2 separate regions of the Homo sapiens genome follow, and region 2 is linked to region 1. Evidence: read pairs that join two places in POLR2A ChIA-PET (ENCODE). Cell type or tissue: OCI-LY7. All regions are shown on one strand. Each heading gives the region's core, and the rest is flanking DNA. Links, peaks and the distances in the headings are about the cores only.

Evidence for each region. Peaks named below come from ENCODE experiments on the same cell type or tissue, not always from the same donor. Only the 100,000 strongest peaks of a DNase experiment are listed, where the experiment ranks them.
Region 2: POLR2A ChIA-PET joins it to region 1 with 16 read pairs; 2 of 35 experiments call an interaction of 5 or more read pairs at or near these places.

Annotation. Positions count from the first base shown.
Region 1 is chr12:114,732,902-114,741,154 of GRCh38, forward strand. All of the region lies in intron 1 of TBX3-AS1 (TBX3 antisense RNA 1), which reads left to right. It overlaps LOC124900329 (small nucleolar RNA SNORA27), which reads left to right and starts at 4,803; the gene lies at 4,803-4,897. LOC105369999 (a long non-coding RNA gene) reads right to left here and starts at 1,854. Exons shown (of 2, transcript XR_945379.3): 1 at 1,766-1,854; 2 at 854-1,059. RefSeq lists enhancers at 2,555-3,398, 5,963-6,257. In OCI-LY7, for the core only: no CTCF peak of the experiment used is centred there; no DNase peak of the experiment used is centred there.
Region 2 is chr12:114,956,781-114,965,033 of GRCh38, forward strand. All of the region lies in intron 2 of LOC124903080 (a long non-coding RNA gene), which reads left to right. Among named protein-coding and RNA genes, the nearest start is that of TBX3, 280 kb to the left of the region's middle. In OCI-LY7, for the core only: no CTCF peak of the experiment used is centred there; no DNase peak of the experiment used is centred there.

The DNA of each region.
Region 1 (8,253 bases), core at 2,030-7,029:
GGTGCTGGCTAAGTCAGGGTTCTGAAAGCTGGCTCTGACCTTTGCAAAAGCCTGGTCTTTTCACCTCATTTTACACCTGGAAAGCCTGAGTGCTCCAGAAACTAACATTTATGAAACAAACACACACACAGACACATACAATCTTAATAAATGCTTAAATATATACATATATGTATATATTTATATATATTTATACATGTAAATATATATAAATATATATATTTATACATGTAAATATATAAATATATATTTACATATATAAATATATATATTTACATGTATAAATATATATTTATATTTGTAAATATATTTTATATATAATGTATTATATATTATACATATTTTAAATATATAATATATAATATATATTATACATATTTTAAATATATAATATATATTATATATATTATACATATTTTAAATATATAATATATATTATATATTATACATATTTTAAATATATAATATATAATATATATTATATATTTTAATTTATATATAATATAATATATAAATACATAATATATATTTATATTATGTATTTATATATTTATATATTATTTATATATTTATATATAATATATTTATATATTATTTATATATTTATATATAATATATTTATATATTATTTATATATTTATATATAATATATTTATATATTATTTATATATTTATATATAATATATTTTTATTTATATATGTATATGTATATATATACACACACATACATACACACACACACACAGGACACACAATGCTTTATGTATATACATACACACAAACACACAGACATACATGCCAGGCATGGTGGGAGGTACTTCCAAATTGCTATCACTTGCAATCTTCACAACCCTGACAGAGGAGGCTTTTTGATTTTATTGTTACAAATTCTCATTGCATAGATGGGCATACTGAGTCTCAGAGAGGTTAAGAGGCTTGTTTAGGATCACTTAGCCAGGAACTGTCAAGTGGGACTTGAAGTCTCCTGTTGTCTCCATGCTCAGCCTTCTTTTCACTTTAACCTTGAACCTCTGAACTCCAGAGCCCAGTGGAGGATCCCTGGAGGAGCAAATAGAAGAAACCCAAAAGGGACTTGAAAGCGGGTCCCCTCCCTCACCTGGATTCCCAGTCCGAAGAGGAGGAAGCATCCGCCCTCCTTCCCTCCTTCTGACCCACCCAGCCACCCACCCAAGGTGCCATTAAAGTTAATTGTTTTTACTGCCAGTTTAACATAGTCTTGTAAATCTTTTTACGATGTGGCCGGGGAACACCGAGCTGCATGCAGGACTCAATGGAGTTGGAGCACAGGAGCGTGGCCCCAGAGCTATCTGGAGGGTGTAAAATGGGAGCGCCACGTCTCTCCAGGGGCACCCTCTTCCCTCCTCCTGGAGCACCAGGCCCAAGACCCTCATCTGAGTGGCAGTTCTCCCAGGCGAGGCTAGGATTGTGCCTGGAATGCTAAGATCCTCCAGGTCACCCCCACTGTTTCGAGAGGCCATCCCTCTTGACTCTAAGTTGTGGAATCCTCCAGAATCCGAGGCCTCCAAGCCCTGGAGAGAGGTTCTGGATCCTTCAGAAAGGTTGAGGGGTGATTCCCATATAGAAAGCTTGGCGCTGGGTCTCTCCATTTGCCCACCAAGGACCGGCAGGCAAAAGCACTGCAAGGTGGACGTTTAGGGGTATGAGGGGCGCACATTCCATGGCGCAGGGACTCTGGAGGTGCAGGTCTTCTACGAAGGTGATTCCGCCATTTCCCAGCCATTACCAGCGGAGAGAGCTGAGTCTTCCTGAACAGCGCCTTTAAGCTGGTTTGTCCCAGGTTGGTGGAGCGGGACTCAGCGGTTTCTGTCCCTTGGGTAGACCTTGGCTTCCATCTGTCTGGGTACAGGCACGATTTCCCTCTCCCGGTTCCTGGCATCCCCATTGTGAGCCATCCATGTCAAAATAAGGGTCTTAACTCCCACCGTTGTCACTAGCATTAAACAGACACTCCTAATGTGCCCAGAAAAATGCCAGGCGCACGCTAAACATCTGTAAACCACGGTGACAGCTCTAAGCGTTCATGATTAAGCCCAAATATTTATTAGGCACTGGTGTGCAAGCCTTGTGTAAGTGCTGAGGACACACAGAGAAGAACGACGTACTTTCCTCTAAAGAGGGTTTTTTGTTATTGACAAAGGAACCTAGAGGGCATCAACGCAACACACAGAGCAGTCCTTCCCAAAACATACCCCGGGAACCGGTTAGAAATGCGCATTCTCAGGCCCAGCTGAGACCAATTGAATGAGGTGTCCGGGAGCGGGGCCCAGAATTCCTGTTTTAACAAAGCCCCCACGTGATTGTGAGCTCCTTAAGGTTCGAGAACCCTGATGCAGTGAACGCAGGCGCAGGCTCTGGAGTGAGAAATTGTGGGTTTTCATCTCCTTGCATCTATGTTGTGGGGCTTTGACCAAGAAATGGTAACAAACTCAGAAGGGGAGAAGGGGAAAGAGAGTGGATGGAGTAGGGGCGGTGAGAAGGAAGACAAGGGAATAACCAGCCCTCTTCCCAACAGGGCTTCCTCGATCAGAGGCCGAATTTCCGAGCAGGATAGACCAGGGGGCTCGAACTAATAATTCTGAGGGGTCAGAAAGGCCTCTCAAAACGCGCCGCGATTTGAAACCTGCAAACGCGGGGTTCAGGTCGGCTCCGTTTCTTCCAAGCAGCCTGCCTTTGGGGCACCCAACCCTTCCCAAGCCTCGGTTTTCCCGATCTTGTGGGATCCTTGCGGCGCGAATGGGGTTGGAAGCACCTTGGAAGCTACAGAGTACCGGGTCGGGACAATTTCCGGCACTGCCCCAGTTCAGTGGTTTATAGAAAATTTCTTTCTCTCTCTCAGGTCCACTAAGACCGAGAGAGAGAGAGAAGTCGACTCTGGCACACCCGGGCGAGGGGCTGCCGGGATTCGGGAGCTGGCGCGGTTGATTTTTTCCGAGAATCCTCCACTTGGGGTGACGTCGGGCAGCGCGCGCGGGCCGTGAGGTTAATGCCCAGGCTTTTCTCTAAAGCGTCCGGGAATGATCCGGCGAATAAAACGGGTGTCTGCAAAGTTAATGAATTGTACAAGGAGGCTGAGGGTGGGGACTTCGACCCGGGGAGCCAGAGGCGGTTCTGGTGGACGCTTCCCCGTGCGCCTAGGGGTGCGCTGGGCTTTCCCAGCCGAGGTCTGCAGAGCGCACCGCGTGAGCTTCATCGATCTCATCCTTCTTCCAAGTGGGAGGAGGTGGAGATGCTGGGAGAGTTGTGGGGAGTTGGGAGTGGGTTGGAGGGGGACTGTCTAGATTCTACTCTGGAGGATCCAATCACGTGGTGCTGTTCCCCTGCCTAGAACTTCAAGGTTTTCCAACGGTTTGAATAAAACCCAAACGATGCCCGATGTCCAACGAACGAATGATCTAGCCTCGGCCTACTTCTCAGGACTTAGCTTTGTCCCTGCCCGCGACTTCCCGCTGGGAACGTCGTCCCCGCCACCACCGGCTCTGCTTAGGTTCGAACTCTGGGCCACTCTTCCTACTCCCTCTGGTTTCCAGCAGGAGAAGCGCTTCGGAGGAGGGGGCTAGGGGCGCTCAACCTCCCGGGTTAGAGGAAATGCAAGTTGGGCCAATTTCGCCCTTCCAGACTCCGAGGCGGATAGGCCCAGGGGGCAGCGGCCTTGCCCGGCGGCCACTGCCCTCCTCCTCCCCCGCGCCCCCTGGCTAGGCTTTGAAGAGCTCATTTTAAGAACTTTTCCATTTTCCTTTTGGAGGCGTGTTTGTTCTTCTCAGTCACCTCGCTTTTTTTTTTTTTATGAGCTTCAGCGCTGATCTGCACGTTCTTCCCTCCGTGTAATTTCAATTTGAACTCTCCCCAGAGCGGCCTTTTCCCTCTTGTTGCCTGCCAAGTCGTTTGAAGGCTAAGCAAACATTCTTCCTCCCTCCCGTCCGCGCGAGTCTCGGTCTACACCCGCGAGGGGAGGCGGAGGCGGTTACTCCGAGAGTTCCGGTGGGTTGGAGCCTTTCAGCAGCCGCCTTCAGACTGTTTGGGAGGCCGAAAAGCGGGAGGGGAGGTGAAACACCGGAATAAATGCCCCTACGACCGCTCTTCTCAAGGGTTATGGTGGGCGTGTGTGTGCGTGTGTGTGTGTGTGTGTGTGTGTGTGTGTATACATTCCGTAACCCACATTAGAAGTCTTGGGAAGGGGGCCGGGCGCGGTGGCTCACGCCTGTAATCCTGGCACTTGGGGAGGCAGAGGCGGGAGGATCACTTGAGGTCAGGAGTTCGGGACCAGCCTGGACAACATAGTAAAACCCCCTCTGTACTAAAAATACAAAAATTAGCCGGGTGTGGTGGCATGTGCCTGTAGTCTCAGCTACTCGGGAGGCTGAGGCAGGAGAATCGCTTGAACCCAGGAGGCAGAGGTTGCAGTGAGCCGAAATTGTGCCCCTGCACTTCAACCTGGGCAAGGGAGCCAGACTCCCATCTCAAAAAAAAAAAAAAAGAGAAGTCTTGGGAAGGAGGACAGTGGAGACACACAGGGAATGATCCAACTGAAGTAAGCTTCAGCACTCAGTAAGTGTCCAGCTCTGTTCTTTCCACAGACTGCCTCCTTCAATTTTCAGCCAGTTTTGTGGCTAGGTGTTAACCCCATTTTACAGGTGGGAGACATTGAGGCTGACTGATGAGGTTAGTTTCTCAGCCACCCTTCTAAGATCTAAGTCCACTTTTGAGCAAGTGCTCTGAATAACAATAATTATCTTACAGCTTAATGTACGATTATTAAATACCACTCCCCTTTCATTTTACCATTGAGGCTTATGTCTTTATTGGTTGTTCAAGTAGGGCAAAGGAAATGGCCTTTTAAAACTCAGAGGCCAGGTACTGTGGCCCTTGCCTGTAATCCCAGAACTTTGGGAGGTAGATGTAGTGGATCACTTGAGGCCAGGAGTTAGAGACCAGCCTGGGCAACATAGTGAGATCCCGTCTCTATTTTTTTTTTCTTTGAGACGGAGTCTTGCTCTGTCATTCAGGCTGGAGTGCAGTAGCGCCATCTCAGCTCATTATAACCTCCGCCTACCAGGTTCAAGCGATTCTCCTGCCTCAGCCTCCCCAGTAGCTGGGATCACAGGCATCTACCACCACGCTGGCTAATTTTTTGTACTTTTAGTAGAGATGGGGTTTCACCATGTTGGTCAGGTTGGTCTGAACTCCTGACATCCAGTGATCCATCCACCTTGACCTCCCAAAGTGACATTACAGGCGTGAGCCAGTGTACCCGGCCTTCTATAAAAAATTTAAAAAATTAGCCAAGCATGGTGGTTTGTACCTGTAGTCCCAGCTACTCAGGAGGCTGGGACAGGAGGATTACTTGAACTCAGGAGGTCAAAGCTTCAGTGAGCTGTGATTGTGCCACTGTACTCCAGAGTGGGCAACAGAGAGATACCCTGTCTTAAAACAAAACAAAACCAAACCAGAGAAACTGGGTGCCTGTCATTGTATCCTGTCAGAGAAAACATATTGACAAGAAACATGAAAACAAAAAAAAAAAAGATTAAGTACCTATAACAACTGCCCTTTTTAATATATATTTATAATGTTTATTGTTATAAAAAAGTAGAGATGAGGTGTCGCTATATTGTCCAGGCTAGTGTTGAACTCCTGGCCTCAAGTGATCCTCCCACCTTGGCCTCCCAAGGTGCTGGGATTACAGGCATGAGTCACTGTGCCCAGCCACAACTGCCCTTTATTAAGCATGTAATTATGTGCCAGGCACTGTTCTAAACTGTCTACTTACATATTTCTCACAATGTCTTTATGCATTAGGTACTTTCCACGTGACAGATAGGAAAACTGAGGCACAGAGAAGCTGAGTAACCTGCCCAAGGTCACACAGCTAGAAAGAGCTGGTTGCAGGACTTAAACTCAGGCAGAGGCACCCCTAACCACCAATATGCATCCCTCTGCCCTTCCCAGCTCTCTCCTGAGTCACATGAAAGAAACCCCAGGCTTACTGGTCCTAGGCTGCAGTTTTCCTCCCCAAGGTCGCTCTGGGGACAAACAGGAAGATGGGAGGAGGCATGGGGCAGTTACATAAGGCGGTCACTTCAAAGGTGGCCTCTCCGGGGTGGATAGCCTTGGCTTTGGGCAGTTAGCTGGAGCACCAGCCGGCAAGCTGAGGGCTGTCCACCATCTATCTCCTACCCAATCTCCTCTTAGTCCAACGGCAAAACGGGCAGTGGAGGAGATGAAGGCTGGACTAGGGGGGCGAGGAGGCAGGTCTTGTAATCAAAGCTGGGCAGTGGCAGAAATCAGGTGATGCAAATAAAAATAAAAATAATAACACCAGGCTCAGTGGCTCATGCCTGTAATCCCAGCACTTCGGGAGGCCGAGGTGGGCAGATTGCTTGAGGCCAGGAGTTGGAGACCAGCCTGGCCAACATGGCAAAACCCCGTCTCTATTAAAAATACAAAAATTAGCTGGGCATGGTGGCACATGCCTGAAATTCCAGGTACTCGAGAAGTTGAGGCACAAGAATTGTTTGAACCCAGGAGGCGGAGGTTGCAATGAGCCAAGATTGTGCCACTGCACTCCAGCCTGGGTAGCAGAATGAGACTCTGTTTTAAAAACAGCAGCATTTATTGAGCATTTACTATAAGCTAAGCCCTTATGTTAACAGCTCTGTAGGTAAGGACTTTCAATCGTTTCCTTTAAGGGGCTCAGAGAGGTTAAGTCATTAGTTCAGTCGCACGGCTGGGCTGCCTGCCCTAGTAGGAAGGAGGCCTACAGCAGGCACTAACTTCATGTGAATTTGGCACATTCTGGCGGAAGTGGGTTCTCACTTTCTGTGATGCAAGTTGCAAAACAGAATGAGAGGATCTCAGAATGGTAGGTCCAGCTACCCTCTAGATGGGAAAACTGAGGCCTGGTGAGGGGTGGAGTATGACCTAAGGTCTTACATTAAGTCAAGAGGGAATCCAGTGTAATCTCAGCACTTTGGGAGGCCAAGGCAGGCAGATTTCTTGAGGTCAGGAGTTTGAGACCAGCCTGGCTGGTGATACACGTGTGTGTATCACATGGTGAAACCTCATCTATACTAAAATTAGCTGAGTGTGGTGGTGCACGCCTGTAGTCCCAGCTACTCAGGAGGCTGAGGCAGGAGAATCACTTGAACCTGGGAGGCAGAGGTTGCAGTGAGCCGAGATCACACCATTGCACTCCAGCCTGGGCAACAGAGAGAGACTCTGTCTCAAAAAAAAAAAAAGGCCAGCAAGGTGGCTCACGCCTGTAATCCCAACACTTTGGGAGGCCTAGGTGGGTGGGTCAAGAGGTCAGGAGTTTGAGACCAGCCTGGCCAACATGGTGAAGCCTTGCTTCTACTAAATATACAAAAAAAAAAAAAAAATTAGCTGGGTGTGGTGGCACATGCCTGTAATCCCAGCTACTCAGGAGGCTGAGGCAGGAGAATTGCTTGAACCTGGGAGGCGGAGGTTGCAGTGAGCCAAGATTGCGGCATTGCACTCCAGCCTGGGCAATAGGATGAGACTCTGTCTCAAAAAAAAAAAAAAAAAAAAATGGAATCCAAGTGATCTGAGAATAACTGCCCATGCCCCCACCCCAGGCCAGGGTACTTCCCTCAGCTCTGAGTGAAGAAGAAAGGGTATGGCCTGAGACAGAACTGTGTTTCCCTTCTGTCCTCAACTTATTATGACTTTATGCAAGTCATTCAATCTCCTTGGGCCTCAGTTTCTGCAAAATCACGGTGGTACACGGAGCATGCAAATCATGCAAAATCATGGTGGTACAGATTATTTAATTGCTCGGGCACTTGGTGGTGATAATGCTCGGGGACGCTCATGAGGCCACAGCCAGGAAGCAGAGCCAACCACAACCGGTCCCTCAATCCTGAAGTTCTATGAAATCGAGGCTCCCAGGCTTCTGGAGGGTGATGGCAGTTGGAGGTTCACTGTATCTTTGAAGAAGCACCCTTTCTTTGTCAGGCACCCAAAGGGCCTCTTGATCCCGGCCCAGGGATAGGCTACATGTGCTTCCACAAGAGAAGTAGATTGTCTCCCCATCACTGGGATTTGTGTGGGGCCTCCTTTTTCTTGGGGGTGTGGAACTCAAGGTGGGTGTCGGCTCAGGGTCTCCAAGCCCAAAAGCTTTGCATGTTAATGCCTGCATATATACCCAACCACAGCAGCTTAGGTGCATATAAACTGATGTTAGGCCCACATAGA
Region 2 (8,253 bases), core at 1,186-6,185, 220 kb after region 1:
TTCATTTCATCCAAATGGGGCTGACGGGGGCAGAGGAAATGGGGGTCAGGAAGGGAGTTTTTGGAAGACAGTGCAGTGTGTTTAAAGGCTTGGAGGCAGGCTCCACTCTGGTGTTTTTCAGGGGACTCCAAGAAGTCTATAGAGAGGTTGTGGGGGTGAGCAGGAGATGAAGCCAAAACTGTTAGCAGTGGCCAGAACTTGGAGAACCTTGTATTCCCTGTTGAAGAATCTGGGCTCTTCTGAGAGCAATGGTGGGTTTTACACGGGGGAATAGGATGACCCAAATTGTGTTTCTGGATGGCTGGATTTAAGGTGGTGACACAGAGGCAGGATTTGGGTTGAAGTGGTTTATTTGGGATGTGATCCCGGGAAGCAACCGCAGGGATGGGGAAGTGAGATACGGAAGGAGAGAAAACCAATGAAGGCTGCACTGTAGTGAAGGCTGCACCACCAGGGCAAGGGAAGCCCTATTCCTCCCTGTTCACACGCACAGGCACACATACACATACACACGCCCTATTGGGTCTGTTTCTCTGGAGAACTCTGAAAAATACAAAAAGTAAATATTCTTTGTATGTAAGTCCTCTGAATACAGAAATGGTCACATGACACAAGCCTAGACAATCAGAGTCCTGCACTGGCTCCTCTGCCCTTTGCATCCTTTAATCTCTCCCACTGGTGCCATCAGAGCCCGTGCTGAGTCTGGCTTTGAAGAGGATTGAAGAATTGGGTTAGAACTCCATCTGATGCTGACCTGGCCTGACCTCCAAACACTGCTTCTCCCACTGCGCCTAAGATTAAGGAACTACCTCCGTGTGTGGGGGAGAGCTGTCCCACCTACCTGAATGCTCACTGTAGAGGGTTTAACTCTTGTTTTTGTTTCTTCATAATTCATTCTCTCATTCTTTGTCTTGATTCTCCTTCCACGATGCTCCCTATGCCGTTTTTTTTTCTGAATATATAAGTAATATATTTTCTTTGTTGAAAATTCAGAAAATACGAAAAAGACTTTAGAAGAAAGTAAGTATCACCCATAACCCAACACTGAGCAGTAATAACCACTCTAACATTTAGGTATATTTTCTTCTTTTTTCTATGCATTTATGTTTTTTTTTAATTAAGATTGTACTATATATATATAACTTGTTTTTAAAATATTTAATTTTTGAACAGACAATATATTTTACATGGCTAAATAATCAAAAAGTGTAAAATTGTATACAGTGAAAAGTCTTGCTCCCTTCTGATCACATAAGTAATTACCATTTATCAGTTTCCTTACAGAGATTTTGTTTTAAATGTTTTTAGAGACAGGGTCTCACGTTGTTGCCCAGGCTGGTCTCAAGCTCCTGGCCTCAAGCAGCCTCCTACCTTGGCTCCCAAGGTGCTGGGATTACAGGCATGAGCCACTATACCCAGCCCTTCCAGAGAATTTTTATGCTTATTAAAAGCAATTATGAATAATTTTCTTTGCTATACCTGCAAGTTTTTAATATAAATAGCACACCGTAGTAACTATTCTGCATCTTGCCTTTTTCACTTAATATATGCTATAATTCATCCCAAATCATTACATAAAGAGCTGCTTCATTCTTTTTTACAGCTGTCATTTTATAATATTCCATTGTATGTATGTACCATCATTTATTTAGCCAGTCCCCTGGTGAATGGATATTTAGATTGTTTCCAATCATTTGCTATTAGTAACAGTGTTTGTATATAGATTATTTTGCCCTTTACTGTAAGATAAATTCCTAGAATTCTTAAAGGGTATGTGCATTTGAATTTTGATAGCTGTTGCTAAATTGTCCTCCAGGAAGTTATATATATATAAGTGCCCTCACCAGAGGCCAGGTGCAGTGGCTCACACCTGTAATCTCAGCACTTTGCAGGGGATGCTCCCTATGCCATTCTTCGCCCATTTGACTTTAGGTACAGTCTCAGTAATCGGGCAGAATCACGTGACTCAGCCTAACCAATAAGAGTTCCACTTCCCTATGGCCATGGTGATCGGTGCAAAGCTGAGCACATAATCTAAGTTGCCACAGTCAGAGCCAATGAGGGGAGGCCCCTGGGTTTTCACTGAAACTATTGGACAACTGGAGTTCTCTTTCTGCTGGGTTTGCCAGGCTAGTGGGCTATAAGGATGAAGCTGCCATCTTGAGAATAAATTCAATCCAGTAGAAAATAAAACTAAAAGATGGGGAGAGAAACTAAAGCTTGATGATATCATTTGAGTACCTGAATTCAATCATACCTGAAAGCAGACAACTCCACCCCTAGACTTTTAAATTATGTGAATCAATAAATTATTTTTATTTCCTTAAACCCATTGAGTTGGGTTTCTGTCTCTTGCAAACATGGAGGTCCTAGCTAAAGAACTAATCAAACCTTTGGGGAATAGCCCTGGCTTTCAGCAGCCTCAGGTTCCCTTTTTCTAGGGGATGAGAATCTGATACGTTGGAATCTTGAACCATCCAAATAATAACTGCTACAGCCTCAGCAACAACTACCATTTATTGAGTGCTTCCATATATTACATCACTAATTACACTCCTAGGCACTATTATTATTAATTATTACTATTATTATTTTGAAATAGGGTCTGGGTCTGTTGCCCAGGCTGGAGTACAGCGGCATGATCTCGTCTCACTGCAACCTCCGCCTCCCCCATTTTATAAATGAAGAAATTGAGGCTCAGAGAAGTTTAGCAACTTGGCCAAGGCCACACAGCTGGTAAATGACTTCACAACCAAATTCAGGCCTATCTGTCTCCTGACTGCAAGGTTGATCTCACTTTTCCTTGCTTTCTTCCTTAGGAATTGAAAGCTCCCTGATGAATGGACAGAGATGTGAGTTGAACTTTGCTAAATACCCATTAAGCATTAAGTAATAGTGTCCCTTCATTACCAAGGTGTTAGGTTAGGTCAACAAACAGACAAGAGAAAGGTCATGCTCTCACTCTGTGCTTTTCTCCCAGCCTATCTACTGGAATACCAGCCTTGCTTGGAGAATGGCCTGTTACCAGATACTCTCCTCATCTTGGGGTTTCTGTATACAATCTTATTTCCTGCCATAAGTGGAACCTCCATTATCAGGGCCGTAGCAAAGTCTGCCCCATAAAGCATGTGCGCATAAACTCTGTCTCCTGAGCCCCCAGAATCTAGACTATCAGGTGTATGTATCCAAATATCTCAGAAGGCTTTGAAACATTAATCCATTTGCTCCTAAGTCCTGGGTAACCACATGCAACAAAAATGGGGAAAGGGTCCTATCTTGTGGCTTTTCAAGATTAAAGATCTTGATAGCATTGAGTGGTGCCCAGCCATTGAGGGGCCATTTGACAGAGCTGCTGCACCAGCAGATGCAGAGTTAAATACCAGGCTTGTGTCCCCAGATCAGTTGTTGCAATCAGAGATGTTAAAACCATTCCAGTCTTCCAAAAAAAAAAAAAAAAAAAAAAAGAATAATTCCCAGTCAGGCTGGTGTCAATGTTTTGCTAATGGTTTTAATGGCTGTTTCTACAAACTTGCAGAATGCTTCTATTCCTCAGTTTGGTTTTAGCTACCTATTTTGTGAACTCTGCTTGGGCAAGGGGGAAGATAAGGGTGTGGGAGAAGGTACCCCTGGGAACAATGGGGAAATATTAAACGACTGATTCCCAACTGGTCTCCCAGAGGATGCCTCATGGTTCTCTGAGACCTAGAGATTGAAGAGAAGGGGCTGAGATTCTCCATGTGTGGTCTAATGACAACGCCAACCTGAGAAAATACACTAGATTCCCCTAGAAATATTTCCAAGGGGTGTAGTGTAGCTGAATCAGAAGCCTGGATTAGAGACCCATCTCTGACACTGGCTGGCCTTAGAGACATCATTTATTTCCCTGAGCCTCGGTTTCTCCATCTGTTACAATTAAGCTGGATCAGTGGTTCCCAAATTCCATCTTTAGCATTTCTACGTGAGAATCACCTGGGGAAAAGGGTGTTATAATACGGATTCCTAGACCCTAGCCTTATTCAGTCAGAATCTACAAGCCAAGGCCTATGAATCTGTATTTTTTGCAGGCTTCCCCAGGAGATTCTTAAGCAAGGCCAGGTTTGGAGATTACCAAACTGGATCAACCCACAGTCCCCTCCCACCTTAGCATTCTGAGAGAACAATTTGGGGACACGTGTTGGGGTTTTCTGTTCTCTGTTGGAAGAGAGTTGCCTTGTTGGCTTCTTGGCTTTCCTGATAACTTCTCCCAGTTTCACCCACCTTTAAACAGAAAACATTATGGGTGCCCTGAAGGGAAATAAAAGCAAAGAAGTCTCACGTTTTTGGTTTCAAGAGAGAACTTTACCTTCCATTCTCACGCTGTGATTGTTTTATGGGCCCTTAGTAAGACATAACCCAAATCAACTTTCTTAAACCCAGCTACATGGAAACTATGCTGGAGAGTGTATAGGCTCAAAGAAGAACTAAATGAAGAGTCTTCGGGTTGTAGAAGAGTCTACAACACAAAGAACTAAATGAAAACTCCATTGTCAGGCTGTTAACTGCAAATGGCACCACACGTAAACATTTACTGAGCACTTCCTCTGGGCCAAGAACTTCACGTAAATTATTCCTTTCCATCTTCCTATCCCAAGAAGTAGATGCTATTATTTCACCCCCATTTTACATTTGAGGAAGTTGAGGTACACACAGGCTAAGTTATTTGCTCAAGTTTCCCTTGCTCGTGAAGTGCGGGAGCTGTAATTACGAGCCCAAACAGATGACAAAACAACCCTTTGTGTAAAAAGAGATAGTTCATGCATTGTCCAGAAAAGTTTAGAGGGTGTAGACTCCAGCCTTTAATTCCCTTTTTCTAAGAATTGTTGTCCAAGCAAAATAAACGGAACTCGTAATAGCTCATTGTGCTGTTGGCCCTGCTATCTCACATGTCCGGCATTCCATTATCCCACCTGGCAGCTGCTCCCTTCACTAAAGGGAGCTGGGGACATTAGCAACGGAATATTTTTTTTAATTATAGAAGGGGGATTGTTTAGACTGATCCAAGGGCCATAACATGGAATAATAGAGTGACAGGTTGAGAGCAATTTTGCCAGACCAAGAAAGGACTGATTTCACGATTATTTTGGTAATTCTGCTACCCACCACGTTTAACATAATGCTGAGATTTATAGTGTCATGGGATCTAGGTGGGATTTGATCACTCTTGGCTTCAGTTTACCACTGACCAGAATGCATGCCACATTTATTTAGCATGTCATTTTTGTGCAAAGTCCCAAATGGAGGAGAGCAAAGCATGCTAAGCTAAGAATCCAGGCCTTTGTTCTCTGTGTGGATGAGGACTACCACCTTCTACGATCTTAATCTCAGTTTTTCCATCTGTACAATGGGATGATTGGATTGGAAGATTCCCAAACTCTTTTCAACTCTGACATTTGATTTACTTTGATTCAGTTCTATTCAGCCAATATTCACAGAGCAGCTGCTCAATGCCAGGCCTTTAAGTGGGAACCTGGGGACACAGTAAAAATAGCAATGGCCATCATACCTGGTTTGTAGGTAGGTGTTTGATAGGGCCAAGAGGATGGAACAGGGAGCAAGACACCCACCTCTGCATTGTGCAACTGGGTGACTTTGGGTGAGCCACCTGACGTCTTTGAGCTTGTTCTTCATGTTGTGAGGCTTACAGAAAGAAGTTTCTCAAAGTGTGGTCAGATGACTCTCTGGATTGGCAAAACCTTTGGTACTTGTCGACAACTCAAATCCCTGGATCCAAGTTCAGGCCTGCTGAATCAGAATCTCTTGGGGGAGGAGGCAGGTATCCATTTCAACAAAGACCCCAAAGTGATTCTTAAATACATTGACATGTATTTAAGATAATATGTTAAAGTTTCTCACAATTTTTGAGCAAGGGCTCCATGCACATTTGATGACTTTTACCAACAAATGCATTGGAAAACCTTTGCTTTCAATCACACTCTACTCCACTGCCCCTGTAGGTTTTCTGTTTGTTTATAAATATGTTTGTGTACATAAACACACACACACATCTATATATTTACATATATATATTAAAGCTATATTATTGAAGACTTATTATATACCAGAAATTTTACTTACATAGAAGTGTATTATTGAAATGTGGAATGTGAGCTTCAGAGAGGTTAAATAGCTTGCTTATGATCATGCATTTAGTAAGAGATAGAGCCAGGTTGTGAACCCAGGTCCATCTGACTCCAAAGCTTGTTTAGACTGCCTCTTGATCTGTCTTAACCAAGGCTACCATGATGACCATCTCCAGGTGGCTCTATTCACATGAACTACAACAGGAACAGTGTCCCTGGAGTGGTACAACAAGGGTGTCCTGCCAACACTGCCAGTGCTTTACCCCTCTTCTTATTGTCCTTCCCCCATCTGCAACATCCTCTTTAACTCTTAGCTCAAATCTCTTTACTTCTGGATAGTCTCACCTTATAATCCAGTCCCGGGTGATTATGCCTGTATTTTCTTCTCAGTGCTCATGTGTAGCAACTGTAGTGCTTATGGGGAATGGAGTGAGAGTTATCCCTACCTTCCTTACCCCAAACTTTTTTTGGTTCCAGCTCTTTTGTTCTCATTATTTGTTGCTGTATAGCAAACTGCCCCAAACTTAGTGGCTTAAAACAACAACTGTTTCATTGTAACTTATAATTTTGCAGGTTAGGAATTTGGGCAGGGTTCAGCTAGATGATTCTTCTGTTCCATGCAATATTAGCAGAGGGCACTTGGGCTGGTCTAGAGCAGAGGTCAGCAAACTATGGTCTTCAGGCAAAATCCAATCTGGCATCTGTTTTTGTAAATGAAATTTTATTGAAACACAGCCACACTCATTTATTCATGCATTGTGGCTACTTTCATGTTAGAACAGCAGAGTTGATTGGTCATGACAGAGACTATATGGCCTTCCAAGCTTCAAATATTTACTATCTGGCCTTTTACAGAAATAATTTTCTGAACTCTGGTGCCTTGTAGGGACTTGGAGGACCTGGCTAAAACCCAGTTCAGTGAAGACTTAACTGGGCTGCCTACAGATGGCCTCTCCCAAGCACAGAGACCCCAGTGTACTTGAGCTTCTTCCATGGCAGCCGAAGCCTCACAGAAAAAGGAACATTTTCTCTAGAGGCCCACGTGGAACTCAAAAGTCCTTTTATGACTTAGTCTCAGAAGTTTGAGAACGTCCCTTCTGCCACATTCCATTGGTCAACCAAGTCACTAAAGTCAGTTAAGATTCTAAGGGAAGGAATTAGGTTGCATTTCTCAATGAGAGGATTAGCAAAGAATTTGTGGTCAGCTTTAATCTACCACACCTCATTTTTGAAAATCTTTATAAAATTATTGCATCTTCTTTCTTGGCCGGTGATGATCACAATTGAAATCTTCCTTTGGTGATTGAGTACCTGGGGGACACTTGGGGGTCAGCATTTATCCTGCCAATATTTATTGCACTCTTACTAAGTGTCATGCACTCTGTTAGACTCTAGGGATGCAGCAACAAACAGAAAAATGTGGCCCCAACCTCATGAAATTGGCAGTCTAGTGAAAGTAAATAAAAGATATCCAGAAATGAAGTTGAAATGTTCTGGTGGTAAATTTGACTATGCCCTGAGCTGTCCTTTTGACTAAATTTCTGAATCCAGTTTTATTTATTTTTTTGATCCATTCATTTTTCCTAAAAGTGAAATAGAAGAAAGGAATTCCAGTCAATTGATGGTTTCAGATAATCAGAACTTTGGTTCAATACTTTTTATGTTTTCATGGCATTTATGTGGACGTGATGTTTTGTCATTCATATGCTTTGCAATTTACCTTTATTTCAATCTTACTTTTAATTCTACCACATGGATTTTAAATTGTCTCCACTTTTATTACAAGTTCCATGGTGGTGACAGCTATGTTCCTATTTCCCACGGCACCTAAGTCAGGACTCTGAAATAGCAGTGGCTCAATAAATGGTGTAGTACCTACAAAGCTGCAAGTGGAACTACCTTTTGAAAATTTGTAATAAGAAGAGATCAATTCCAGGGCTCAGCTCCAAGGGTCTATTGATGCTTTATAGTTTTTCATTGTCACTGGCTCTAACATGGAAGATTCTCCACATTCCTGTTAGTTGGACCCACAGGTATTTCCTGACAGTCCTGACCTGTTGGCCTACTGGAAGCTGATGTTCCCATGTAACATCCTGATGCCTCAGTGGCTGCGGTCTTAGGGAGAATAGAGGCT